Regions from separate parts of the Mus musculus genome. Here regions 1 and 3 are each linked to region 2. A link is a loop called in an ENCODE intact Hi-C map of the cell type or tissue named here. Cell type or tissue: heart. All regions are shown on one strand. Links, peaks and the distances in the headings refer to the core of each region. The heading gives the core; the rest is flanking DNA.

Region 1 (9,865 bases), core at 654-8,653, 380 kb after region 2:
TTATACTGGTGATATAAAAATGGTATAATAATTGTCTGAGTTAACTAAAGATTTTTTTCTTTTTATATTCTTAGCCTAAAATATTCCCATCACTTTTTTTAAATCTGTGATCTGCCCCTTCAGGAAAACATTCATTATCTCCTTATAAAATAAGTACAGAATGTTCTATAAAAACTAAATTTAAGGGCTGGAGAGATGGCTCAGGGGTTAAGAGAGCTGGCTATTGCTCCAGAAGTCCTGAGTTCAATTCCCACCAAACACATGGTGGCTCACAACCATCTGTAATGGGATCTGATTTCCTTTTCTGGGTGTGTGTGAAGATAGTTCACTCATATACAAATAAATACTTTTTTAAACTAATTTTAAAAATTACATGACCCACTTTTATTAAAGAAAGATAAATGTGATTATAATGGATGTTTTATACATATTAGCTAAAAATTCAAAATTGTTTATAAAGTCTTTTCACAGTAAACGCCCAGAAGATAAAGAAAAGTAGGTGGTTTAGTTAATTGGAAAAAGGTCTCATCCAAGACTCCTTCCAGCCTAGAGAAAAGGGACGGGACACAGGCACACACACAGGCGTGTGTGTATGTGTGTGTGTGTGTGTGTGTGTGTGGTGTGTCACAGTAAGCTGACTGTAAAGGTTGCGTTATGTATGTAGGCATATATATGATATTTAATTGATATTTATTTTTTAAGGCTAAAAATTCCAGAGAGAAGGAGCAAGATGCTCCACAGGAGGGGTTGGAAGGAAGAAGGGAGAGGAGGAAATGATGTAATTACATTTTAATATTTAAAAAATTTTAAAACTTAGGGCTAGAGACATGGTTCAGTGGTTATGACCACTGGCTGCTCTTCCAGAGGTCCTGAGTTCAATTCCCAGCAACCACATGGTGGCTCACAACCATCTGTAATGAGATCCAATGTCCTCTTCTGGTGTGTCTGAAGACAGCTACAGTGTACTCACATACATAAAATAAATAAATCTTTTTTAAAAAAATTTAAATTCTAATTTTAAGTAGGAAAAAACCCTTATTTTTAATTTTCCAAATGGTAGTGCTGGGCATGATGGTGCACGCCTTTGATCTCAGCATTCTCAGGGCAGAGGCAGGTAGATCTCCATGAGTTTGAGCCCAGCCTGGTCTACAAAGTGAATTCTAAGACACCCAGAGCTACAGAGTGAGACCCTGTCAAAAAAAAAAAATCCAAAAGAACTCCATCTGGGTGGTACTTCTATTTCAAATTCAAATATTTAAAGTTTTTTAAAAATATTATTTATTTAATGTGTATGAGGACACTGTAGCTGCCTTCAGACACATCAGAAGAGGGCATCAGATTCCATTGCAGATGGTTGTGAGCCACCATTTGGTTGCTGGGAATTGAACTCAGGACCTCTGGAAGAGCAGTCAGTGCTTTTAACTGCTGAGCCATCTCTCTTGCCCATATTTAAAGTTTTAAACAAAGACTTTCCTAATAAGGGAAAATATGAATTGGGTCCAACCAGTTGTATCACTATGTTACTGTGATATTAAGCTACAACTAAATTAAATGTTCTAAGAAGTCCCACAATATTCCCAAACTTCTAACAGACTTACAGTAACTACCTCCATGGGTTAACTCTTCCTAACCAACTTTAAAATACCTTCTTCTAGGGCTGGAAAGGTGGCTCAGTGGTTAAGGGCAGTGACTGCTCTTCCAGAGGTTCTGAGGTCAATTCCTAGCAACCATGTGGTAGCTCACAACCATCTGTAATGGGACCTGATGCCTGTGTGTCTAACAACAATGACTGAGTGACCACGTATATAAAATAAATAAGCTTAAAAGAAGATAAGTGCTTTTTCCTTCATCTGCTACTTTGATTTATTTAGGCCATACTGTGTTCTTGCTTATTTTAAGTGTCACCCTCCTATTACATGTGACATGCAATGTTATTTCATATACAGAGGACACAAGATAAAAACCAGACCCAATCACAATGACTCAGCCTTGGCTTGATCCGTGGGTTCCTCCCTTAATGAGGTGCCCACTGGTTCTCTCCACTGATGACTGATTCCCGGCCTGTTCGGCCTCATCTGTCTGAGATCCTGGGATTAAGTTTCCCTGGCAGAAGAGAACATGAGATGCTCTTTGCCACACACACACACACACACACACACACACACACACACACACACACACACACACACAAACTGTGGTGTTTGGCCAGCAGGGGAACTAGAAAGTTCCCAGAATGAAAGCTACCCGGGTCCTGAGAACTTAGGTGATGGACATCAGCAACTGCAGAGAGCAGTGCAGGTCCGCAGCCGAGACTCTCGCAGACTGTCTCAGCTACTTAAAATAGTCAATCATTGTCCATGCCATTGTGTGACATCACAGCCCTGTGACAGGAACTCCGGTGCCAGAAGAGTCCTCTGCAGTTTGCCTCAGATGACTGAAAACCAATAAAATATCTGAAACTTCTCTCCCGATGACTCCTCAACCAATCAGAGAAGCGAAGTTCACCCAGATGCTCCGAGACACCCTGCTCTGAGGGGCAGTTCTTTCAAGGCAGCGTATCTAGATTATTCGTGAGAGCCTGTTTACTCTCCCGGGACGAAACCATTCTTTTATGTGCCAGGCTCACTTTAGCAGTCTCCCTACGCCTTTCACCATCAGGGGTGTCCTAAACATTTTCCTTTTGATCCTTCTATTCCCTTCTGAATTATAACATTTCAACACCCCATTGCTTATGACCTGGCCAATTAAGCTATTTCCCTCCTAAATATCACCCACCATTGCTTGCTATGTGCCTCCAACTAGATGAAGAAGTCACATTCAGCCAGCATTTGGGAAAACATATAGAAGCAGCCTTTCCAATCTTCTGCCAGCCAATGGTTATTGGCCTAGGAGACTTAGAACAGCATCGAACTTGTCCAGTCACAAATTGGGCACAAGTGAGACTTCGCTCACCCCTGGATGCTTACTGTGCAAATATTTAACCTGGGTAAAATGACAAATTCCTTCCTGTATATACAGTAAAGAGGCTCTGGATGGAAAAACAAACCCACCTGACTGCCAGCCCTGGCCAATCCATCTTTTTAGGGGAGACATCATCAATTATTTGGAATTAACCACAGAACATCTTTAGCAGCCCCACTGGAAAAGCATCTTTACTCTCTGATGCCTCCCAACAGCCTTCTATAACCTAGCTTATAACTACTGAGTTATCAAAAATATCCTGAAGGGGCTAGAGAGGTGACTCAGTGGTTAAGGGCACTGATTGCTCTTGAGGAGGTACCTGGGTTCAAATCCCAGCACTCACATGGCAGCTCAAAACTCTAACTCCAAGATTTGACACTCTGACACAGACATACATGCAGGCAAAAAAAAAAAAAAAATGCACATAAAATAAAGGTAAATAAATTTTTTAAAGTTCCTTAAGGAGCAAAAACACTTAAATCGTGGTCTTAAGAGCACCCCTTCTTCTGATAAAGACTGTTCTTTGACTCCTCTTTGCTTCCATTCCATTATTCCCAATAAACAAACAGTTCATCTCTCCCAGAACTCAACAAACCCAGTTCCAACACTCTTACGACATGTGGACAATATCCGTCTGATACGTAAACCCAGAGACCAGCACCTGACTATGGGGGACTGACCCAGTGACACCCCAGCACCTGACTATGGGGGGACTGACCCAGTGACACCCCAGCTCAACAGGAGCAGACTGATGTTGATGCCCATCAGTGATGGACTCCCATCTCATTTCTATTAAAGCCATCCTCTGTTTCTTTTCTTATAATGGCAAGGGTTGGGCCTATTTAGGACACTGCTCCAACCACAGCCCCCTGTTGTGTGTGCCCATTCCCCAACACCCACCTCTGATACTGCTACAAAAAGCTGACAGACAGAATCCTCCCCACCTCCACTACCCAGAAACCAGATACAACCTGACAACATACATAGGTCACATATTAACTAAGCCTGCTTCCTCGTGATGTCTGGGTTCTTCCCTCTACTTTGTCTGATTGAACTGAACGTCCCTCTTGCTTTGGACCCCCATTGTACTCTCTGGGACGTTAATAACCCTCTTAGTAAAGCTCCCGTGTGAAGGGTTATCTTGTCTCCACACCTCTCTCAAACCTCTTTCCCTCTCCCTTCTCTGACACCCGACTGGAGTCAGGGTTAGTCCTTTTCTGATGTACCCTCACAGACCTACTTCAAGGTGTGTCTTTCTTAGTTGATTCTAGATCCTAGCAAGATGGAATCTAGGCCATGATATTAGCCACCAATGGAATGCAAACCAAGACAAACATAGAGACCATTTCACTCAAGTCAGAATGGCCTTCACTAAGGAAATGGCAAGTGCTGTTGAGAATGGGGAGGGTGTGGGGGGCACTTCCACAGTGCACAGTGGGTAGGAACATAAACTAGCCCTCCCATAGTGGAAATCAGGAGGTGATATTTCCTTAAACTAAAGAGAGAGCACTCCTGCACAGATGGCAGTTAGACCGACCGTAGCTGAGTGGTCAGCCCGAGGACTCGGTGTCAGTAAGTCACAAAGACAGTAAGCACACCCATGTCTGCGACATCACTACAGCCAAGTTATGGACCATCAGCCAAGGGGTAGATAAAGAAAATGCAGTGCGTGTGCACAGTGGAATTACACTTGGTTGCAAAGAATGAAATATTTGCAGGAAAGAGAGGATGTGGCTGCATTTCTGTTTAAGTGAACTGAACTGGTCTCAGAAAAAAAATCGTGTTTTCTTTTTCCTTTTCTTTTTCTTTTTTCAGTTTCTCAGGACAGGTCTCTGTGTAGTGCTGGTTATCCTGGAACTCAATTTTGAGTTGAGGCTGGCCTCAAATTCAGATTTCCCTCTGCCTCTTCGTCCCAAGTGCTGGGATCAATGGGAGCCACCACACCCAGCTCTACTATCTTTTCTTTCATTTGAGGACCCTAGATTTTCATACAGACACATAAAATCGTACATGTATACATAAAAATGAAGTAGGGACAGAAGAGCCCAGGAGAAAATGGGGCAGCAGAATGTGGAGAGGGGAGGAAAGACAGGCGGCAACAAATGGGCTAACGTGGTCAGAGTACAGTATTTAGAATACTTGTAAGAAAATACCTTTGCGGGGCTGGTGAGATGGCTCAGTGGGTAAGAGCACCCGACTGTTCTTCCAAAGGTCCGAAGTTCAAATCCCAGCAACCACATGGTGGCTCACAACCACCCATAACGAGATCTGATGCCCTCTTCTGGTGCGTCTGAAGACATCTACAGTGTACTTACATATAATAAATAAATAAATAAATAAATAAATAAATAAATAAATAAATCTTTAAAAAAAAAAAAAAGAAAAGAAAATACCTTTGCAAAAGCCAGCACTGTGAGTGATGATCCACACCAATAAACAGTCTGTGATCCAATGGGTCAGGTGGTGCAAACCTGTAGCCTGAGCTACTGGGGTGGCCAAGGCAGGAGGACTACGAGTTCACAGCTGGCATGGGTAATTTAGTAAGGCACTGTCTCAAAATTAAGTCAGGGATGGGAGGTGGGCTCTGAAGGCAGGAAACCTGGGGCTACAACTCAGTGGTAAGACATCTAAGAACCACAACAAACAAAAAAGGAAATGGTATGAGACTGCAGTCTGGCCTGCTGGACAGCACCAGGGCTGTACTCAAGAGATACCTGCTCTCACCCTCATCAATCAGACTGTTGAAACAATACACTCCACAAAATTGGAATCTCCCAATGGCCCAGGCTGGGGATGGAGGGGCAAGGCCTGAGGGCAATTGGAAGAGGAGATGGTCTCCCAGGAAAGATTTGTCCGACATCCTTTCAGGAGAGGCTGGACTGAGACAAGAGTAGTGGGTGAGCTGTACAGGATTGACCCTCTAATTCTGCTGCCTGGACCTTACCCTCCTGTAGGATGCTGAAGAAGGACTGGTGGGAGCTTGCTAAATAGAGTTCTTTGTTCTTCTCCCTAGTGTGGCCTCACTGAATAAAGCTACTTTTCTGCCTTTCACTATTCATCTGCTTTGTCTAATTGGCTTACCGAAGGTTAGTGGGCCAGCCTGACTTGTTAGAGCCCCCAAGCTTATTACAGCTCCTACATCCTGACACTCAGCAGACCAAGGAAATTTTCCCCACCAGCAATCTCTGAGCTCTTTGATGGTGCCAGATACTGGGCAGTGCATATTTATTTTTATGTGTGTGGGTGCTTTGCCTGCATGTATGTTTGTGTACCACTTGTGTGCCTGGTGCCTGGGGAGACAAGAAAAGGGCACCAGATCCCATAAAACTGGAGATACAGACAGTTGTGAGCTGCCACATGGGTGCTGGGACCCAAGCCAGGGTCCTCTAGCAGAGTGTCATGGGGGGATTTCTGAAGTAAGCATTCTACACCCATGAAGGAAGAAGGAAAGAGATGTCGGGTGGGCCAAAGACAGGACAGTTCCAGGAAGGCCTGGGTCACGGCTCCGTTTGCGTTCTCTTGATTTATTGCTGTAAAACTACAAGGTGAGGAGGCCGGGCGAGCCAGTGGGACTTTCAGATGCTTACGTGGCAGTCCGCAGGTTGCTAAGGGCAACGACCCGTGATCTCAGCCATTTCTCCAGGTCATTCTGTTCCAGGTATCGGGTGAAGTCATCTTGGCAACAGGCAGTGCAAACAGTGCTTTTTAAGTAAGTCACTAAATAAATCAATGAATCAGCGTCTAACGATTGGTCTTTTCCACCTCATTCCACTTTAAGAGCAGCCAGTTGGCTAAGCCATCTTGCCAACCTTATTGATTTTGTGTGACAGGAACTATGTAGCTCTGGCTAACCTAGAACTCACAGAAATCAGCCCGCCTCAGCCTCCCAGACTGGGCAGTTGATATCAAGACGCTTCCTTCACTGGGCACCAGGCCCACTCTGACCCCTCCCCCACCACGGAGCATCACGAAGCAAGCGAGGGTTCTGAGCAACAACAAAAAGGATTGCACTAGTGCCTCCTTGCTTCCCACTTGGCAAGGTGTGCCAGAGGGGCCGTGGGCTCTCTGCGGTGTGGGCTCTTGGGGTTATGGGCTCTCGGAGGGCGGGGGCGGGGGGGGGGGATGCGGGGCTGTACAACCATGTCTAACACGGAACTTGGCAGGAAGTACATCTCACCTCAAACTTAAGGTTGTGAGAAATGTTGTTGGGTGTTTTGTTTTGTTTTCTACCAAAAGCCCTTATTTCCTGAACTTACCTTCCTCTTTTTGTTGATTAACCCAACTTCCAACTTGGTCCCCCTGCCTCCTCTGAGGGCTAGGATTAGAGGTGTTGTGCTATCCACACCCTACTACTTAATGATCATAATTAACTGTGTGTAGTCAAAAAGTAAAAAACAACAGAAACCCCCATTCAGTTCTAGACAAAGGGTAAATCTACAATCATTTGGGAAAATGGCTCGTCACTTATAGACGGTAAAAATAGACCTCTGGATGCAAAGGGATTGCATCATGCCCAGCAAAAAGAAGCAGTGCTTGTGTGACAAACCCCTGTGTCTTCACAGCCACATTCTCCGTCAGAGCCCTGCAGGAAAGACAGATGCAAGTGCTCATTAGTGATAAGAGAAATAAGTCAGTTTTGTTACATGTGTACAGTGAAATATTACATAGCGGTGAAAAATTAATGCTCAGAAGATATACTGCACAACAACAACAAAAAAACCCATCTCTTGAAAAGATAGCCAGTGAAGGAAACCTAATTCAAAATGCAAATGTAATTGTACAAGTTTGCCAAACAGACAAAGCAATTCTGTCATGTCATAATGCAAACACATGTTAGAACTCAGGAAGCACGTGGCCGTGACTACTCCAGAGGTTGGGGGGGGGGTGCTTCTGGGGTAAGTGAGAGGCAGGGTTAGGAGGATGAAACCTGAAAGAACAGAGTTTTCAAAGTTCATGGTAAACTTCAAAACTCAAGCAGGTCAAGACGGATTCAAACACTAAACTTCCCGCATCCCTTCCCAGGGTCAAATCTGTAGCCAAGCGTGTCGGCTCATGTCGAGATCCCCACACTTAGAGGCTGCGACCGGCAGAGCATCTCAAGTTTAAGACCAGCATGACCCCGTCTCAGTTAAAAGATAAAGCCACTTGCCACTGTCTCAAGGACTTCCACAGAAATATGATAGGGGTCTTGGAGGGGTTTTTTTGTGGGTTTTATTTTTTTGTCTTGTTTTTCTGTTTTTTAAATAAGGTCTTACTATGTGGTTTTGGCTGGCCTGGAACTCATGATGTAGAGCTCACAGAAATCTACCTGACTTGAATTAAAGTCATGTCCAGCCACACCCAGAAGGACTTCTTTTTATATATAATTCGCTTCGATAGTTTGCAATCGTTTTCATGTTTATTGATGAACTGAATTTGTCCTTTGACATTTTCTTACCGGTGTGCAGTGCATTCTCCTTACTCTCACCCACCTTATATTTTTCCCACTTTCTCCTTCCCACCACACTCCCCTGTCCCACATTCATGACTCCTTGTTTGCTTTGTCACCCGCTGGTTTTAACCAGGACCCTCTGTGTGTCCACAGGCTTGGAATTGTCCACTGTGGCCTGCTGGGTCTACGGTTTGGTTCTCTGAGGGCAATGACTTTCCCTCTGCTAGAATCATCAGGGATGGTGTCCTAGCAGCCCCCAGGTGACCCATGACTGGCTGTCAACAAGCCTCAGCCTATGCAGACACCGGGCAGGCCACCACAGCTGCTGTGAGATCCTGTTTACAATGGCTGTGTCATGTTCTAAAGATACCATTTTATATCTCTCCTACTTATCTCCCTGGCTCTTAAATTCCTTATATTCTCTCTTCCACAATATTCCCTGAGCCTTAGACAGGGCGGTACCCACTTGGGGGGAAGCACTCAGTCATCGTGGAACTGCAATGGATCTCTGCATTCACTACCCTCCACAGAAAAAAGAAAGAAAGAAAAAAGTCTCTCTCGAATGAAACTGGCACTGTCTGTATGTATAAACATGAATCTTTAGACTGCAGTTTGGTGTTGTGTGTCAGTTTAAATAAAAGTACTCATGAGGACCCAGAGGCAGTTTGAATATACTTGGCTCATAAAAAGTGGCACTATTGGGAGGCATGGCCTTGTTGGAGTGGGTGTGGCCTTAGAGGAGGAAGTTCATGGCTGTAGGGGTGGGCTTTGAGGTCCTATGCTCAAGATCTGCCCAGTATGGAAAAGAGTATCCTTCTGGCTGCCTTCAGATCAAAATATAGAACTTTTATCTCCTTCTCCTGAACCATGTCTGCCTGCAGGCTGCCATGCTTCCTGCCATGATGATAGTGGACTGTACCTCTGAAATTGTAAGCCAGCCCCAATTAAATGTTGTCCTTTATAAACCTTGCCTTGGTCATGGTGTCTCTTCAGAGCAATAAAACCCTAACTCAGACAATCCCCAGAGGTCTATAGCCTCGTTTTGTTTAGGCTTTTTTAGTTTTTTCTTTTTTCTTTTTTTTTTTTTTTTAATTAGGATTATGTCTCAGTGCCAGGGATATCTCCTTATGAGTTGTTAGTCAGAGAGGCCCCAGAGGCCCCGAAAACACTATAGACTATTGCCAATACTCTCGGTTGTCATTAGGAACTAGATGGTAGGACCTTATTGTTGCCTGAGCGTGGTGACACAGGCCTTTAAACCCAGTGCTTGAGAGGCAGAAGTGGGCAGATTTCTGTGAGTTTGAGGCTGGGCTGGTCTACTGAGTAAGTTCCATGCCAGCTGGTCTAAGCGTGCCTCCTAGGAAAACCCCGTCGTTAATTTAAAACACCCCTACTGCTGAAGACACTTCCACACCTTTGCTGCAAGATAGAAAGAAACGGAGCTGGGACTGAATCGGAAGCTTCCTCCCTGCT
Region 2 (9,865 bases), core at 922-8,921:
CTCACCTGCCAGAAACCCATAGTAGGCCTCGATGGTGTGGGCCTGTGCATTCCCTGGCTCTCCTTAGAAGCCTTAGGGGTTGATGGTAGGGTCAGAACCTGAGAACACAGGCTACATTGCCTGGGAAGGGAGAAGAGAAAGCTCTTGGATGTGGGAGTTTGGGCCTGGGTGGGGTGTTTTCCAGAAGACAAAAAAGGCAGCATACTTTGTGTGGCCCCAGGGGGTGGGGGCACAGCAAGGTAGGTCTCTTTGTGTGTTTTTCTGCACATGACAGTTTCCCTGAGAAATTAATTTTAAATGCATGATCCTGAAAGCTTTGATCCCCAGGTATTGGCTCCAGTTGTCTTATGGGAAGCACAGCTTCTCCCAGCCCCACCCCAATTCTCCTGCACGCCCCTGAGAGGGACCTTCTCTCTATCCTTCATAGACCACTCTCACATGGATTAACCAAGTAAACTGCGAAGAAGAGATAAGGAGTCAGTTTAGACTCTTTTACATCCTAGACCATGGAGAGAGGGGTATACGGAGAAGAGGCCCGGTTGTATGGGGGGTGGGGCAGGGGGAGCCAGCCAGGACAAGCCTGGGGTCCAGGACCTACTGGGGGAAGCCGGCCAAGTTAAAAAGGCAGTCTGCCCTCCTCCCATCTTGCTTGCTTCCTTCCTTCTCTCCCTCCCTGTCTCCCTCCCCCCCTAGTCCCCAGAGGCTTCACTGGGCTTCGTGCCAGGTTCCGTTCTGTTCTCAGGGAGGCTGCAAGTGATGTTTACCTTCTACCGTCTTTAGGGAGCTTTGAGCTCGGGTCCCCGGGGCCTCAAACCCTATGGCCTCAAGGCCTTAATGGTTACTCACACACTGAAAGCTGGACTAGGAGCCCTTGGTCTGAAAGAATTACATCTGCTAAGTAGAGCATTTGCAGAGATAGGGCTCAGGAAGGCAAAGGAGAAGGGGGAGGAGGTTGCGAGTGGCAGCTAGAACAGCACACAAGCCGCAGGGAGGGACAGAAGAGCACAGAGGCTGGCTAGGAAACCTGGCATGGCTGGGGATGGGAATGCGGAGGGGGGGGGGGATGCACCACCGTGAGACCCACACTGATTAATAGCCACCCTGCCAGTCTCTTCCTAGGATGGGAAACAAGCGGAGGAAGCCCGGAAGGTGGAGCGCGGAGTGGGCCCCGGGCTATGGGTCACTCACCGCAGGCCGGGGAGGTACATAGCAGCCATGGCACCTGGACTGGCGCTGCGGGATGGCCACAGGAACGAGCGCAGTCGGGGAGACAAGGAAGGCGGGGAAGGAAGGAGCATAGCAAAGCCAGAGGGAGTTGAGGTTGGGCGGGAGGCGCTTAAAAAGGAGGCGGGCAGTCCCCGGGGCGGAACCTAGCTGGTTCTCTCGCCCTTCTGTAGGCCGGCTCACTAGCCCGGGCTCAAGGCCCCGGGCTGGGTGAAGCCTCCGCCCCACAGTCATCACATCCTCAAGCCATTGGAGGCCGGAGTTCAATTTGGGATCCGCCCACTCGGCCAGCCACGCTGTAAGATACTGATGTAACTTTGAAGGCTGTTGCTCCTTAGAGAAAGCAACCAAGAGATGTCGAATGCAAAACAAGTTAAGAGTGAGGGATGAGACCAGGGCTGGGGAGCCCAGGATAACAAGATGCCTAAACCCTCAAGGTCTAGGTTTGCTTTTCCAGAGCACTCCTAGCCTCAGGCTTTTCTTTTCCAGGGTCCCAGATGCTAACTAAGCTCTCCTTAGTCCTCAAATAATAACAAAACCAAACTATTGTCCGTGCCCAGCTTCTTATCAAGGGAGTTTCCTCTAGCACCATGGAATTGGTGGGGTGTTTCAGGCTTACAGACATATCCTTGGTCCTCTAATGCCCTCCCCCACCTAATCCCAAAGAGAGTCCTTGTGTAATTTCTCAACATTTCATTCCAACTTGAGACCATTGGGTATTCAAATGCTGTACCAACCCAAACTCAACGCATCCATGATGCTCAGAATCCTCTTTCTGGTTGCAGCACTGTGACTTTCTTTGGAGAACCATCAGATCATGTGGGTCTGACCTTGCTTCTCTTAGGGCCAGTTTGTGTGGCCCACACCCTGGCCACAGCAATCAGGATGTTCAGAGACGGGGGCATGGGATCCCTGTCTGAGACCTTTTCTAACCTTTGGACATGAGCTCCTTTTTTTGCTGGATTGCTGAGTCTGTAGAGTCTAAGTTGGGTTCTGTTGGGTGTCAGCTTGATAATGCAAAGCACCAACCTGCCTGAGGCAGAGGCAGAGCAGTGAGACAAAGATCAATAGATGTCCCCTAACCACCCCAGTGGTCTTTATTAAGACTGTCTGAGGGCTTCTTTAAAAACCCCTTCTTCTTTTGGGGGTTAGGATGGAAACTGTGAGCAGAGATGCTCAGTGCTGTGGAGCCTGAGTTATGGCAGGGTCTCCCTAAACAGCCAAGGGCTCTCTTCCTCTCCTACTCTTGCTGGGGTAGGTGGTCCAGAGTTTCTTATTCTTTGGAGGCCATGTGGACCTTAGAGGACTGTGTGGACCTAAATGGTCCACTGCTCTGTTGCTGTAGCCAAATTATCTGTCATACCTGGATATGAGCTTGATAAAGTGGTTATTGAGAGCAATGCTAGTACCACTATCAAAGGTAGAATGGATGTTGCTGTTAAAGTCTCAAGAGGCAACTGGTCCCTATATCAGCCCAGGATGCTTCAATGCCTGCCTCATCATCATCTCCTCCTCCTCCTCCTCCTCCTCCTCCTCCTCCTCCTCCTTCTTTTTCTGAGACAGGGTTTCTCTGTGTAGCCCTGGCTGTCCTAGAACTCACTTTGTAGACCAGGCTGGCCTCAAACTCAGAAATCCGCCTGTCTCTGCCTCCCTAGTGCTGGGATTAAAGGCATGTGCCACCACACCCGGTGCCTCATCACCTTCTTATATCTGCATGTCTGTATTTACTTTTGAATCACAGTCTCCCTATGTAGTCTGGCTGTCCTGGAACTCACTATGTAGACAAAACTGGCATTGAATGCAGAATCTGCTTCCCAAGTGCTAGTTTTAAAGGTATGTGTCACCACACCTCTTGGCATCTCCCAGATGGCAGTTTTCTCTGGGCAGCATGTCAGATCCAGGACGCACAGTGGAAGTAGGGACAGAGAAGGTCATGTTAGTGAACTTACTGTTCAGCTCAGGCATGACCTTTGCCCACAGCTTTGGCTGTACCAGGAATGAAGGGATGTTTTGGGTAGCCCATGGCCATCACAGCACAGCTTTTCGGTGTGTGTGTGTGTGTGTGTGTGTGTGTGTGTGTGTGTGTGTGCGCGCGCGCGCGTGCGCACACGCGCATCTGTGTGTGATCCAAGGTCTTCTAGAGGACAGTAGTCATAAATCCCTTGATGGATGACCTTGGGCCAGGGATTGCTAAGCAGACTGTGGAACAGGGGGCATTGATGACAAACTTGAATGAGATGTTGTACCTCTCCTGGTCCATACCCATCACAAACAGAAAGGGCAGAGATGATGTCCCTTTGGGTCCATCCTCCCAGTCACCCCACCTTTCCTCACAACAGTGAAGACCCCACAGCATACTTGACACCAGCATCCACCCAGCTAATGTTGGAGAGATCAAATTCCTGGAAGATTAAAGACAAATTTCCCACGTGCATCCCAGACTGTACTGTGGAACTTGTCATGGGTGTATAATCATACTGGAACACGTAGACTAATAGTTGAGGCCAATGAATGGGTTGTTGGTGGCATCTGTATCTCCTGTACTAAGAGTTGAAGGCAGCCTTGGTGACCTTGCGCCAACACAACCAAATCCATTCTTTTTAATGTTTACTATCATGTCTCAGATATTAGACTGGCACTTCTTGGAGGAGATGTGGCTGGTTTTGGAAATAGGTGAAGCAGAAAGCCTATATTCTTGTTACAAGAACGAATCCATTATTATTTTACTTAAGCTTATTTTAAGTGGATCCTGCCACTTTCAAAACAAATAATCTTGATTTTTAGTCTCAGAGTTTTGTGCATAAACAGAGATGGCCTCTAAGGGTGGTCTATAGCTGGTCTCCAGTGCTTCCCATCCCCATTACCTTTGTGTCTATAGACCTGTACTACCCTACCCCACACCCTATCCTATAATCCTTGCATCAAAACTGTCCACATTCACCTTGCCTTCCCCATCTTATTCCTTGCCTACACTGTAGGTAGGCCTCAGGGTGTTCACAGTGGTGTCAGAATGGCTGCCTCTTTGAAGGTCATCATCTTGTTCAAAATCTTGCTCCAGCTCTTGGGATTCCCTGTCTCGGGGAATGGTACCATCATCTACCAAGTTTGCCCCAAGGAATATCTCAGTCAGACTAAAGGATTGTTTTTCTAATTTTTCATAGCTATTTAGACACCAGGACCTTTAGAATGGTTCTACCCAATTAGCCACACTTTAGCACAGGGCTTATCTTGTACCTGGCTTTATGTGATAGCTTCCAAGGCCCTTGGACTGCGTCTTTCAACACCCCATCTGTCTTTGTGTACAGCATCAATTTGCATAGAGAAAAGAATTGATATTTATGGTATGGATAGCAGGTGCTAGGTTCTGTGCTAGCAGCTTGTGTACAAGTCTCAGTCTGCAGTGACTTTATCTTGCAGATGTAGACATTGAAGGTTAAATCATTTGCTCAGAGTGGCAAATCTGGTTGGCTGGAGAAAGGGATCTTGGCTCCAGGTCTTTCTGACTCTAATTATCCAGGTTTTTTCCTTCCCTGCAATTCTATTATATACTATTTCATTGGTTTATTGTGAGCTGCTAGACCCTATCTCAAAAAACAAATGGGGGAAAAAGGAAGGACCCAAAGAATCTTAGACTAGGCTTAAAGTCCCTAATCTGGCCCCTAGCGATCTGAGTGATCACCTCCGCCTCCCTCCTGGCCTTCCTGCCATTTCTCTGCTTTAGAGAGAAGAATCTAAGCAAACCAAGTCTCGATTTAAACTGCCCCCTACCAGTGTCCTCTCACGATAGTCACCTGACAAATGACGATTGTGTGAAAGAGTGATCCCACATTCTTTTACCTTTTGGGGACGGTTTCTCTCTATATAGCCATGGCTGGCCTGGATTTGCTGTGTAGAACAGACTAGCCTTGCCCGCTGTGTGCTGGAATTTATGTATGTATGCATGCAGCACCACACCCAGCAAGACCTGCACTTCTTCAGTTCTTTCTCACAACTTCCTTCCTAGCTTCAGGGAGACAGAGCAAGGACATGCTGTAAGGGTTTCTTCCACTATTGTTGCCTGTTCCACTCTTCTTCAGCTTGCTCCCCAATCCCCTGCCTGCACCTCAACTGTGGTCGGCTTCCCCAGCAACTTCAGCCTGTGCCACAGCTGGCACTGTGTCCAAGCAGTACCACCAGGGGGCAGGGTGTGACCTGCAATGTCCTGCTCTGTGGTTTGTTTTGTTTGTTTGTTTGTTTTCTCCTTCTTAGGGACAATCATGGTTTATCCCCTGGATGTCTCACAGATTTGCTAGAGTTGGAACAGTCCCAATTTATCTAAGAGAGATACTTGAAAACATTATAGTAGCTGGGTATGGTGGCACACGCCTTTAATCCTAGGATTTCAGACTTAGAGGTAGGCAGATCTCTGTGCATTCAAGGCTAGCATGGGCTACAAAGTTCCAGGACAGCTGAGGCTACACAGAGAAACCCTGTTTCAAAAACCCTCCCATCCAGAGAGAGAGAGAGAGAGAGAGAGAGAGAGAGAGAGAGAGAGAGAGAGAGGAGAGAGAGAGAGAGAGAGAGAGAGAGAGGAGAGAGAGAGAAAATGAACCATTACTTAGTAAGTATTCAAGTTCCATATATATCTGCATTTTTCGTACACATACATATCTATGATAAAATTGGATATATAAATATTTATAGTAATTGATTGACTGATAATAAAGCAAGCAGGGACTGGAATGATGGTCAAAGTGCCAAGCAAACACGAGAAGCTGAATTTGGATTCCCAGCCCCCGGGTGAAAAGCTGGGTTTGGTGGCAGGCATCCTTTTTTTTTTTTTTTTAAATGTATTTATTTATTACATGTAAGTCCACTGTAGCTGTCTTCAGACACTCCAGAAGAGGGTGCCAGATCTCATTACGGATGGTTGTGAGTCACCATGTGGTTGCTGGGATTTGAACTCAGGACCTTCGGGAAGAGCAGTCAGTACTCTTAACCCCTGAGCCATCTCACCAGCCCTGTGGCAGGCATCTTTAATCCCAGTGCTGAGAGCAGAGACCAGAAGCTTCCCTGTTTACTGGCCGGCAGGTCTCACCAATTTATGAATTCCAGGCTCAGTGAGAGACCCTTTCTCAAAAAATAAGGTGGAGAGCAGTAGAGGAAGATACCTATGCTGACCTCTGGACTTGTGCCCACGCGTGCACACACACACGCACACACACCACACACATTCAAGTCTGGGCTGTATGGCACATGACTGTAATCTGAGTTCTGAGTGTGGGGGAAACAAAGATAAAGAGATAAAGGCTCTCTGGAACTTGCTGGACAGTCAGTCTAGATGAATTTGTGAGTCTCAGGTTCAGGGAGAGAGACCTTGTCTTAAGACATAAGGTGAGCCATTAGGTAAAACATTTAACCCTGATCTCTGGCCTCCATGTGCATACATGAAGGTGTATGGACCTGTATATACACATACACACATGTGAACATGTGCATACATATGTTACATATACCCACTAAAACAAATAGGTTTAAGATAATAAGAGAGTGGGGCTGGAGATCTGGTTCTTCTAGAGGTCCTGAGTTCAATTCCCAGAAACCACATGGGGCTCATAACCATCTATAATGAGATCTGGTGCCTTCTTCTGGTGTGTACACATAATGTAGACAGAATATGGTGTATATTTAGTAAATAAATAAATCTTTAAAAAAAAAAAGAAAAGAGGGGCTGGAGAGATGGCTCAGCGGTTAAGAGCACTGACTGCTCTTCCACAGGTCCTGAGTTCCATTCCCAGCAACCACATGGTGGCTCACAACCATCTGTAATGGGATCTGATGCTCTCTTCTGGGGTGTCTGAAGACAGCTACAGTGTTCTTATATACATAAAATAAATAAATCTTTAAAAAAAGAAAAGAAAAAAATAATAAGAGAGCCGGCCTTATTTGGGAATTTCACATCATGCGCCCTGACCCCATCCACCTCTGAGTTCTCCCAGGTTTGTCCCTGACCCCTGGGCCTTCCCCCCAAAAAGAGAAGAAACAAACAAACAAACAAAAAAAACAAAAAGAAAAAAAACATGTCCAGATTTGTGTTGCCCATATACTTACTGGAACACGGTCAAACTGCCTGTGGCCAGCCCCCTAATGAAAACTGAGCTGGGCAGTGGTGGCACATGCCTTTAATCCCAGCACTTGGGAGGCAGAGGCAGGTGGATTTCTGAGTTCGAGGCCAGCCTGGTCTACAAAGTGAGTTCCAGGACAGCCAGGGCTACACAGAGAAACCCTGTCTCGAAAAAAGAAAAGAAAACTGAGTCCTTCCCCACCGGCCTCCCAGCCAAGCCCCCATTTCCCTTCAGAAATGGGCAGTTCTCCAGGATGTCAACCAAACATGGCATATCAAGTTACAATAAGACTAGGTGCCTCCCCTCATATGAGGCAACCCTGGGGGAGGGAAGGGTCCCCAAAGCAGGCAAAAGAGTCAGGGACAGCTCCCACTTCTACTGTTAGGAGTCCCACAAGAAGGCCAAGCTACACAACTGTAACATGCAGAGGGCCTAGGTCAGACCCAGGCAGGTTGTCTGGCTGTGGGTTCAGTCTCTGTGACTCCCTGTGAGTTCAGGTTAGTTGGTTCTGTGGGTGTCCTTGACCCCTCTGGCTTCTACAACCCTTTCCCCTCTTCCAGAGTTTTTGCCAAGCTCTGACTGACTGCTTTATGATGGCTTTCTTTTTAGGCTGTTACTTTTGGTGGGGTTGGGGGTTGTCACAAAAGCCTTCTGTGTCCCTCCTTCTTAACTGTTTGTCTGTAGTCATCGATACCCCTGCAAAATAGCTTTCTCGCCCTTCACAGTCAGCGGGAACACAGATCCTGGCAATAGCTTGGACCATGCGCAGACATCCACATGATCTCCAGTGTCAGCACATGACAAGGACCTCCACCGGGACCCTGGTGACATCACGGACCACGGACATCAACACAGCCCTTTGCCAAAGCACCAGCCACGGACACCAACACGGCTTCAGGTGGCAGCACAGCCCGCAGACAACAACATGGCTTCAGGCAAGGTACAGACCATGGACATCTGTATGATCTTAGGAGGTAACATGGACTCTAGACATCAACCTGGCTCCCAGGACATCAGGACCACAGACCCAAACATGGCCCTTGGTAACAGCATGGATCACGGACATCCACATGGCACTAGGGCTTCATCATGGCCTGGGGCATCAGTACAGATCTTTGATGCCAGCATGGCCTCTGGGGGAAGTTCAGACCATGGAGGTCTTTCAAAGAGTTCCACTTTAGGAAATGAAGTATTTTTCATCGTAGACTTCCTGTTCAGAGCCAGGGCGCTGAGTCTGTGCAAGCTCCAGGCTGCTGCATAGCACACTGCCAACTCTACTGGGCAATTCCTCCATTGTTCTCAGCCTTCTCTCACACCTGTCGCAGCTGTCTCGCCTCTAGTTCCTCCATCTTTCCTGCCTCTCCATCACATACTCGTTCATCGTGGTGGTATGGGAAGCTGCAGTGTGTCACACAATATATTTTTTTCCCAACAGCTTTATATGTGTATTAGTCAGGGTTCTCTAGAGTCACAGAACTTATGGACAGTCTCTAGATAGTAAAGGAATTTATTGATGACTTACAGTCGGCAGCCCAATTCCCAACAATGGTTCAGTCGCAGCTGTGAATGGAAGTCCAAGGATCTAGCAGTTACTCAGTCTCATGCAGCAAGCAGGCGAAGGAGCAAGAGCAAGAGCTAGACTCCCTTCTTCCAATGTCCTTATATTGTCTCCAGCAGAAGGTGTAGCCCAGATTAAAGGTGTGTTCCTTAAACTCGGAGATTCAATCTTCTGGAATTCATAGCCACTGTGGCTCAAGATCTTCAAACCAAGATCCAGATAAGGATCTCCAAGCCTCCAGATAAGGGTCACTGGTGAGCCTTCCAATTCCGGATTGTAGTTCATTCCAAATATTGTCAAGTTGACAACCAGGAATAGCCACTACAATATGCAAATATTCTTTGTAATGAGTCATTGGTTTGGTTCAAGGTTTCTGGTTTCTGATACACCATCAGTGTGGATCCATGCTCTTGGATGTCCTGCTATTGCCCAGAGCCCAGTGGTCCTGCAGCTCCGGATCTGCAGGGTTAGCTTCTTCACTAGCTCCAGCAGCTTGTGGTAGGAGTGAAGGTTGGAATGGATCGACCCAAAGCACTGGATCTTGGCCTAGATGGTAGCTGAGTTGGTCAGCCCAAGCCTCAGGCAGATGGCAGGGCCTGCCTGTGGCACATGCTTTTAATCCTAGCATTCATGAGGCAGAGGCAGATGGATGGTCACTGTGAGTTCTAGGCCAACATGATCTACATAGTGAGTTCTCAAACAAACAAACAAACAAACAAACAAACAGAATAAGAGAATAATTATGACAGCATACCATGATGAAAGCTGCTTTCTTTTATTGAATGGAACAATGTGTCTTTTATTCTTGAGGCAGGGTCCCTATGTATCACTGGCTGGCCTAGAACTCACTATGTAGACAAGGTTGGTCTCAAATGTACAGAGATCTGTCTGCCTCTGACTTCCTATTGCTGGGATTCATGGCATGTGTCACCATGCCTAGCCTTCTAGTTGCTTTCAGAGTCTTTTTTTTTTAAAAGAT
Region 3 (9,865 bases), core at 712-8,711, 420 kb after region 2:
TACACAGGAGACTACAGGAATTCTTATTTTCTTCTTGATATTGTGTCTGACTTTCACAAGTCTACAACAGCTGTCTTACTTTCCCCCAATGCATTTGTTAGAGCATGGATAATTTTGTCAACTTGACAGGATTTAGAATCTCCATGGAAACACACCTCTGGATGGGTCTATAAGGCTTTTTCCAGAGACTGAAGAGGGAAAGCCCGCTTTGAGTGTGGGTGGCACCACAGCCACAGGCTTGCCTCTTAGCATGACTCTAAAGGAGGAGGCAACCTGAGAACTTCTGTTTCCTCTGCTCCCCAGCTAATCCCAGAGAGTGGTTATCAGCCTCCATGCCTTTCCCACCATGATGGATTTGACCCTCAGACTGTGAGGCAGGGGAGACCCTTCTTCCACTAAGTTCCTTGTGTTGGGTACTTTATCTTAGCAATGAGAAACACACTTACTAAGTTGGGAATCTGACATACGTGGAGTTCTAAGGGCTGTTACACATTAGCATGTTAAGTAACTTCTAGATCCAGATTATAAAACTGAAATAATACCAAGTTAGTTTTGAAGCCACCATTTGTTGGGCATTTACAATGCACTGGGAGAGCACCATACTAAATGGTTTTTTCTCTGTATATTATCGTTTGTACTGTTCATATAGTCACTTCAGCCCTTGCTGCGCTGTAATATCCCCATTGTAGAGACAGGCCAGCTACAGCTCAGACACATCAGGTAATGTGCTCTGCTTTGTCAGTTTAGGAAGGCCAGTGTTGGCTCCCGGCCTAGACTGCTCAGTTACAGTTGGTGTGGGGACCGATGAGCTAATGCAGACAGAGTGCCAAGCACAGAACCTAGCTCCAGCTAACACCAGTTCCTCTCTCCATGACACTTTTACATTTGTAAATTGTGACAAAACAAACCAGTTCAGTCTCAAAAAGAAAAAGAGAAAAAAAGAAAGAAAGAAGGAAAGAAAGAAAGAAAGAAAGAAAGAAAGAAAGAAAGAAAGAGAGAGAGAAAGAAAGAAAACAATAAAAATAACAAGTGTCCCTATTCTGAAAGAGATGACTGTAGCAACCATTAGGGACAGGCCAAAAGGCTAGCTCCCTCAGAGAAATGGGGGAGGAGCACAGCCAGGGCTGTGTGTCCCATATATTACAAGACTTTCTCAGGACTTCACCAGTAAAGATGTAGATGTCTAATGAGAAATGAATGAATGAATATATGAACCAACTATCCTGTATTAAGTGGACCCCAAATGGACTCTGGGATTTTTGTTGGTGATGGTTGGTTTTGGTACTGGAGATTGAACTGGGGGCCTTGCACATCCTAGGCACATGCTCTCCTACTAAGCTACACATCCCCAGTACCTGATGGCTACCCTGCTTTGTTCTCAAAAGTGCTTTAAATATGTGGTTCCCTGCTGAGTATGATGTTAAGGTGGCTGTGCCTGTAATCCCAGCACTCGGGGAGGATGAAGGAGGAGCCTGGGGAACATAATGAGACCCTGTTTTAAAAAAAAAAAAAAAAAAAAGAGTAGTCTCTGCCCTGGAGAAACTTCTAGAAAAACACAATGTGATTTAGGGATATAGCTCAGCAGACACACAAGCCTACAGCCTGAGCTCAATCCATGGATCCTAGGTGAGAAGCCAGATGCAGTGGCCCACATCTAAGCCTAGCACTCCTAAGGAAAGATGGGAGTCCACAAGAGGATCAGGCCAACTAGCCTGGAGTACATTACACAGAGGAGACAAGAGCTATCTCAACAAGACAGAAGACAAGGACTTCCTCTGATATCTCTCTCTCTCTCTCTCTCTCTCTCTCTCTCTCTCTCTCTCTCTGACACATGCACACACCACCACCCCACTAATATATACATAGTGTGTAGTATGCACACACATGTGCCTGTGTGTGTGTGTACAAGAGAAATCCCTGTTTATTTCGATCTTCATACTCTTTATTTTACCAAAGTACCCAATGTAACCCTGACTTTAGGGGATGCTCCCAAGCACAGACATCTGGAAGAACTGAAGGGCTCGAAAGACACCAAGCTGCCAGCTAGAGCCCAGTGATAGAGCACGCGCTTTATCCCAAGAACCAGAATTCCGTTCCCAACACCAACAAAAATAAAAGTCTGCGTTTAGTGTTCTACTTCTAGCTTTGCCAACTTTGCCAGTGTGCCCCTTGGTGAATGACTTCCCCCTCGGGGCTCTGGATCTCTTTAAATCAGGTGTGGGGATGAGGGGTGGGCAGCGGGGACTAGGTCCTATGGGGAAAGAAAGGCAATTGAGCACACTGGTGCCTCCTTCCCTGTAAACACGCAGGGGCAGGCCAGAGGAAGCTGAGAAGGGAGGGAATGCAGTACGTGAATACCTGTGTGGTCTACTTGTGCTGTCAATCTGGAGAGTGGACTCGAAGAGGTCGATGATGGGCTTAAGGGGCCACAGCAAAAGCCTGCTCAAGCAAACTTGTGTAATTTGCTGTGTTGTGAAAGAGAAGACTCCAGAGCCCTAAGATCTTGGTGGCCTCCTCAAATTTGAGCCCCCTTAATGAACATACCAACACTCCCTTCAGAGGGCCCATCCTAGACAAACTGTTGGTGTCCGCGGAATATTGTGTGCATTAGCTTAGTGGGGCCTCCAGACAGGGCCCCATCTCAAGCTACCTCTAAAACTGTGACAGGGTGGGCGCTGTCTGGTGGAGGAGTTTGAGCTGAATGGGCAGAGGTATCCACGTTCAAATGCCTCCTGGCTTCCGGCCAAGCAGCTGGCAGGTTCATCCCTCTCCCCAGGGTCCTCATAAACACCACTTCCGGACCTCCTGTCTCCATGTGGGCTCTTCCTGCCGGGATTTCTATTCTCATGCCTGCCCTTTCTCTGCAGAGCTTTCTCCCGCTCGTCGCGAGCCTTATTTCGCTCTCTTCTTCTCCCTATGTGATTCTGCTCCCCTCCTTCCCTCCACCCTTGACTTCTCTCCCTAGCTATCTCTCAAGAGTCCTGGAATGGGTCTCCCTCGCCATCTCCCATGCCGGCTATATCTCCCCCTGCCATAGCTCTCACCCCTGCACCTCATTCTTTGTATTCCTCTCGCACTCCCGGTCTCCCCAGCATCTCTCCTCCCCCGCCTGGCTCTGGCCTCCCCCTGCCTCCCCATCTTAAGACTCCTCCCCCTAGCTCCTCTCCCCTCCCCTCCCTCCACCTCACTCCACTCCCTGCCTGCATGCCACGGTTTCTTTCCACCGTGGGGGTCTCTGAGCCTTCCATTCTCCTCTCCGCCTGCCTTCTCCCTCACCTCAGGGGTAGCGAACCCCCTTTTTTTCTGCCTGAGCATCCTCGCACCACCCCCACTGCCACTGACTCTCTCCCCACCCTCTCCTCTCCGCTTCTCTCTGCCCCTTTAAATCTGCCTGGCCCAGCCTCCCCCTTGATGCTGGGTTTGGAGCAAACATTGATTTGTGCTGGGATGGAATTGGAATTTTGATTTTTTTTTTCCTCTCCCAACCATAAGAAGAAAAAAATAAAAACACCCCTTCTTGATAGCCCCCTCCCCTTTCCCATCCAGCCCCCAGCTCCTCTTCGCTGTCTCCGTTCAAGACAGATTTTTTTCCCCCTACACTTATTCTCATCCCCTCCACCCTGCCACTACCTCACCCCCCACACTAGCCTGCACCTTCAGCCGAGGAAAAGGGACTCTCCCATAGCTCCCCCACCTTCCTTCTCTGGGTTGTAGCAGTCTCTCCGGAAGGGAAGGGGGCTTGGCTTGTCCTGGTGAGGTGTGAGTGGAGGGACCCTGCCATGGAAACTGCGCCTGGGAGGCAGCCTGAGCCCCAGCACACATGGTGAGTAACCTGTCCCCTCCCTTTCGCCAGTCTGCCCATCCCTACCCTCATCCCCCACCCCACCCCCAACATCCCCATTCTACCATCGGCCCACCTGGGGCCGGCTTTCTAGCTAGCTACATTTTTACCCCCTTGCCTCCCCCGCACCCGGGTTTGCTAGCGGAGCCAAAGAATCCAGGCAGAGGGGTCCAAATCGCCAGGAAAGCAGGTGTCGGAAGACCCTGCCCTGGCCCCTCCCAGGTCCCCCACCTCCAACTGCCATCCACGCTCCACACTCTGGGGTTCTGGGTTGGAAAAGTAGGACTCGGGATCAGCGCTGGGACCCCAAGTCCCGGGAGGCGCCCTCTACAAGTTGGGAGGGATGGGAAAGCCCCCTTGCCCTCACCGCTTGGGAGCTGCTAAAAGATGCTGCCTAGGGGGGATGGGAGGAGGGCTGGAGGGCGGTGCTGATGCCCTAAAGCTACCGGCAGGGGAGCGGCTGGCAAAGAAGGGGACCTCGCTTTCCACTTGCCTCGCTCTCCACTTGCACCCCTCTTTCTCCGCAGCCACTCAGGATGAGGGTCCGGCCCTGCCTGCCCGCGCTGGGGCCCCTCCGCCCAGCCCCGGTCTAACTGCCCCCGCCCCCAAGCCTCGCCCGGCCCCCAGGCCCCCAGCCGGCTCTCCAGCCCCATGATGCGCTGAGCTGCCGGGGGGCTGAGGCCGCGCCAACTACATGCATGTCCCCCGGGGGCAAGTTCGACTTTGACGACGGGGGCTGCTACGTGGGGGGCTGGGAGGCGGGGCGGGCACATGGCTACGGCGTGTGCACCGGGCCCGGCGCCCAGGGAGAGTACAGCGGCTGCTGGGCTCACGGCTTCGAGTCGCTGGGTGTCTTCACGGGGCCCGGCGGACACAGTTACCAGGGCCACTGGCAGCAGGGCAAGCGCGAAGGGCTGGGCGTGGAGCGCAAGAGCCGCTGGACCTACCGCGGCGAGTGGCTGGGCGGGCTGAAGGGGCGCAGCGGCGTATGGGAGAGCGTGTCCGGCCTGCGCTACGCCGGGCTCTGGAAGGACGGCTTCCAGGACGGCTACGGCACCGAGACCTACTCGGATGGAGGTGCGGGGCCCGGCCCACTACTGTCTGCCCGTCCGCGTGCGCCTCCCGTCGGCCTGGGGCGCGTGTGCTTCCCCAGCCTTCCGCCTTCCACGCCCTGCTATTCCCATCCTCCATCCTCCTTCCCCAGCCATATGCGTGCGGTGCGCCAGCCTTCTGTTTCCAGTATTGCCGTCCGTCCCTCACACCATCCCCCAGCTCAGGACCCCAACCTCCATCTTCCTGCCTCTCCCACCACCACAACCACCACCACCATACTCATAACAAACTCATTTGACAGTTTTTCTTCCTGCTTCTCTCTCATTCCAACCTGCCTGCCCTTTCCACCTGCCTGACCCCTCGCCACTTAACCTGTAATCTTCAAGTCAGCTTGTAGCCTGCTGTCCTGCTTGCCTGTCACGTGCCTTTTTTACACACTGCCACCTGTCAGCTTGAGCATCACGGTCTCTGAGCCACCTGTCCTTCATATACTCCAGCCTGCCCGTTTCTCTGCCTTTCCCCAGTCCACTGACATTGCCAAAATCCACGTGTTTATGCTACTCTAGTTGTTTTCATCTGCTCTTCCACACCTTCCAACGAAGCCTGGCCTGTTCTTTCCCAGACCTCCGCACTCCCTGCTTCCACCTGTCACTTGAGCTTCCAAGGGCTTTGGGGCTACGAATTAGTGGGTTTGGGAGCCCACTGAAATGTTCTGACTCTTTCACTCCTATACACCCACAGGCACTTACCAAGGCCAGTGGCAAGCCGGGAAACGCCACGGCTACGGGGTGCGCCAAAGTGTACCCTACCACCAGGCGGCGCTTCTGCGCTCACCCCGCCGCACCTCCCTGGACTCCGGCCACAGCGACCCCCCGACGCCGCCTCCACCCCTACCCCTACCAGGAGATGAAGGAGGCAGCCCAGCCTCCGGCTCCCGAGGCGGCTTCGTGCTGGCGGGGCCAGGGGACGCCGACGGGGCGTCTTCCCGTAAGCGCACCCCAGCAGCAGGTGGATTCTTCCGCCGTTCACTGCTGCTCAGCGGGCTCCGGGCTGGTGGGCGCCGCAGCTCCCTGGGCAGCAAGAGGGGATCTCTACGCAGCGAGGTGAGCAGCGAAGTGGGCAGTACAGGACCCCCGGGCTCCGAGGCCAGCGGGCCCCCAATCCCAGCTCCACCTGCCCTCATCGAGGGCTCAGCCACTGAGGTGTACGCCGGTGAGTGGCGTGCGGACCGGCGCAGTGGCTATGGAGTGAGCCAGAGATCCAACGGGCTGCGCTACGAAGGCGAGTGGCTGGGCAACCGACGCCACGGATACGGGCGCACCACCCGGCCCGATGGCTCCCGTGAGGAGGGCAAGTACAAGCGTAACCGGCTGGTACACGGGGGACGTGTCCGCAGCCTCCTGCCTCTGGCCCTTAGACGGGGCAAAGTCAAGGAGAAAGTGGACAGGGCTGTCGAAGGTGCCCGTCGAGCTGTGAGTGCTGCCCGCCAGCGCCAGGAAATTGCGGCTGCCAGGTGGGCATCTGGTGCACAGATCCAACTTGGGTTGAGAGGAGAGGTTCCTCTGGGTACTAACCACACTTAAGAGAGAACCAAGACCCAAGCTCTACAGCCTATTGGGGAAACATGAGCAGGCCTGTGTCCAGATAGTTGTAGCCCTAGGACTGAGGGTGTTTAAAACTGAGGCTATAGGTGGGTGTGGGTGTAACCGTGGGTGGCTGAGTGTTGGGGCGGGGGGCGGGGTAGTAAGACAATGCCACAGTCTATTGTGTGAATATGTGCACCTATAGACTCCTTGGTGCGTGACTGGCACAGTGAACGCTGCTTTGTACAGGCCCTGAAACCTCTTGGTTGCCCTGGTCTTCTTGCTTAGCTCATTCAGCCTTCAGGCCTCAGACTACTAGCTTCCATCCTGGACAAAACACTATAGACCTTTCCTCACTAGTTTCCAGCCTGACTTTATTTCAGCCTTGGCTGTAGTCTATTTCTAGCTTTTGAGGAGGTCTGGTTTTTACAGCTGAAATCTATTCTCTACCCACTTTGCCTGCTCTGGCTTCTTTTACTCAGATCTGAAGGGAGGAGTCTTGCCTCTAAAGAAGATTTGTCTTTCAGTAAATAAGATTACATTTCCACGCATCAGAGTCTTGTTAGCTAAAGCAGTAAAGTCCAGAAAGACTACAAGACAGGTGTGGGGCCCGGCGCGGTGGCACACGCCTTTAATCCCAGCATTCAGGAGGCAGAGGCAAGCAGATCTCTTGAGTTCGAGGCCAGCCTAGTCTTCAGGGCTACTTTCAAGATAGCAAGGACTACACAGAGAAACCCTGTATCAGGAAAAAAATTTAAGTAACAAGTAAAATGATTTTTAATAACATATTATTATTTAAGCCATATTTCCAAAATTTTTATCCTTTCAAACAGCAATGTAATTTGCATTCCTTCTGGATTCTTTAAAATGTTGCATGTAGTTTTTTCACTTATATCATTTCTGGTTGAGAGCAGCCACATTTTAAGTGCGTAATAGTTCTGTGAGATAGCACAGATCTAAAAATAGCCAAAATTGGTTTGGAATGAGAGTCAAGGACCCTTGCTTTATGGAATTCACACATTTGAATGTTTACGTATTGTGCTCTTTAGTGAGGTAATGAGGGTTGAGGGTACTTCAGAGGGCATGAGGATAGGCCTAAATATGAGTCAAGAACTTGCACGATGGGCAAGTTGTTGTATACGTGCCCATGTGTGAATATGCTTAAGTATGACCATGTCAAATCCTGAGTAGATGACTGGGCCAGAGAATGTGTCTGTAGTTGTGTCTGGCTGTATGGATCCTAGAATCTAGGCCTTAAGCCAGGGCAGAGGGAGATCAGAGCATCATGGAACGTTTTGGGCTAGATAGGGTGGAGGCATGTGCAGGGGGTGGGGGGAATACTGATCTCACTAACTAGAAGATCAGGCAGTGGGAAGAAGATGCTGGCTGGTCTCCCCAGCAACAGGCTTGGCAACCCTGATTGGCTGTTGGCTGCCATGGAAACAGCAGAGCCTCAGCAGCAGGTGCATCCACCAGGTAGCTTGAGTCCAGCCTGATGCCTGAGCACATACCAAATCTACTGCTTAGACTTAATAATCCACATCCTCAATGTCTAAAGCCACAGGCTTTTGTGGCCATCAACAGAACTCAGTGCAACCGAAGAGTGAAGCTCAGATCTGTTCAGAACCCAGCTCAATTCCAGGTCAGGGTTAGTCATAAACGTTATAAAAACCCTTAGTACAACAGGGTTATCTGATGTCCCGCCAAGTAAGCTTTAAAGCACTTAACACACCAGCTATGAAGGAAGAGGGCTGTCCATATGTCCAAGGTATACAATAGGAAGTTCACCAAAAATTACAGTGGATCTCACCAACCACCAGTTACAAACTGCCTTTCTTAAATGGATTTAAAAAAAAAAAAAAGCCCATGTCCAAAAGGAGCCATGAGTCTTAATCCAGTCAGACCATAGCAAATGCACCTGATTGTTTCTGCTCCTTTGTGCCTGACTTCAGTCTGGATTATAAAAGCAATTGGATGATTCTAAACCACCTAATAGCAGAGGGTGTTGAAACGGGAGGAGGATTGAGGAAGCATCTGAAAAAAAAAAGAACTGAGAAACGGTAATGGAGCAAGGACAAGCATCCTTTAAAGTGAACTGAGCACAGGGAGCAGGCTAGGAAAAAAAGCGGGGCACAGAAGGAGGCTGAGGCTCTACACAGGTGTAATGTGAGAAGCTAACATCTACACTGGGTGTCAGGGCATGCACTGGTAGGGAAGGGAATCATATGGAGAGAGAGAGACAGAGAGAGAGCCAGAGAGAGAGACAGAGAGAGAGAGAGAGGAGAGAGCACTTCTCTTATTCCAGCTCTAAGCTGGACATAGCAGCTCGCCTTTAGCCCCAACACTTGGAAAATAGAGGCAAAAAAAAAAAAAAGGAGTCTTGGCTACATAGTGCGTTTGAAGCCAGTCTAGTCTATGTGAGTTTGAGAAAGAGGGACTTGTAGATCTCAGAGATGTGTTGGAGTTGGGGGAGGCAGGGACAGGAACAGAGGAGAAGAATGTGATAACAGAAGCCAAACAAAAGCAAGATGAAAACTTTTCCTTCCAGGAAATCTAGACTGGTCTAAGTGGAATGAAATAACCAGGGCTTGCAGTGGGGAGTGGATGACACAGAGGAATGGATGGTTGAAGAAGGTGGTTGTGGTGGGTGCTGCTAGAACAGGATAAGGTACTGACTGGATGGTGTCTCACATCCCCCAGGAAGGAGTTTGACACTCCCCAGCGGGCCGGAGGGGTTGGTAGAAGTCAGAGGTGCTAAGGCAGTAACAGGGCTGCCAGGGAGTTGCCGAGAAAGCAACAGCTCAGTAAACAGAAACAGTGGAACACAGCATCAGTGGAACACAGAGTTGGGAGGGGAGCGGGCCCTGCCGCTGGAAGAAGTGTTACTACCGGGACATAAGGGTGGAACAGTGTGAGAGCAAGGGGGTGGAGGGGTGACAGTGTACAGCCCTGGACTAAGTGAAGAACCCAGCCCTGAAGGATGACAACAGCTGGCTTTGTGCAGAGGGATGAGGACCCCAGAGGTAGCTCAAACCAGTCAAATGTGATGTAGTGGGACTGGGTAAGGGGCTGGCACATCAGAGCATGAGTAAATTGATGTGGGGGAAGGTCGGCCAAGACCCTGTTCCTGGGACCCAACAGGGCAGCAGACGCCCTCCTAAAAGCAGTGGCAGCCAGCAGCGTCGCGGAGAAGGCTGTGGAGGCTGCGCGGATGGCCAAGCTGATAGCCCAGGATCTACAACCCATGTTAGAGGCCCCAGGTGAGGTGTGGGTATCCTGTGGGAGGGGCAAGTTCCCAGCGAAGCTGGAGAGGCTCACGGGATGGGGTTGGGGGCATGGAGATCTGGAGGTTGGGGGGGGAAAAACAAGGGTGGAGGGTGTCTTGGAG

The links. Peaks named below come from ENCODE experiments on the same cell type or tissue, not always from the same donor. Only the 100,000 strongest peaks of a DNase experiment are listed, where the experiment ranks them.
Region 1: a loop joins it to region 2, with 2.2 times the contacts of the local background. A loop is called at or near these places in 6 of 42 quality-filtered maps.
Region 3: it touches region 2 in a loop (2.4-fold over the local background); 3 of 42 quality-filtered maps call a loop at or near these places.

Annotation. Positions count from the first base shown.
Region 1 is chr14:55,150,014-55,159,878 of GRCm38, reverse strand. It overlaps Gm46455 (a long non-coding RNA gene), which reads right to left and starts at 5,145. Exons shown (of 5, transcript XR_001781265.2): 1 at 5,115-5,145. In heart, for the core only: no CTCF peak of the experiment used is centred there; no DNase peak of the experiment used is centred there.
Region 2 is chr14:55,531,837-55,541,701 of GRCm38, reverse strand. Pck2 (phosphoenolpyruvate carboxykinase 2 (mitochondrial)) reads right to left here and starts at 1,436. Exons shown (of 10, transcript NM_028994.3): 1 at 1,189-1,436. The coding sequence starts at 1,217. In heart, for the core only: a CTCF peak has its summit at 5,394 (motif pointing right); a DNase peak (open chromatin) is centred at 1,371; H3K4me3 peaks cover 1,062 bases; H3K27ac peaks cover 1,357 bases.
Region 3 is chr14:55,109,949-55,119,813 of GRCm38, reverse strand. Jph4 (junctophilin 4) reads left to right here and starts at 2,879. Exons shown (of 6, transcript NM_177049.5): 1 at 2,879-3,823; 2 at 4,369-4,918; 3 at 5,636-6,407; 4 at 9,619-9,737. The coding sequence starts at 4,540. In heart, for the core only: CTCF peaks have their summits at 4,269, 4,950 and 5,704 (motif pointing right); DNase peaks (open chromatin) are centred at 4,723 and 5,883; H3K4me3 peaks cover 3,346 bases; H3K27ac peaks cover 1,437 bases; H3K27me3 peaks cover 7,011 bases.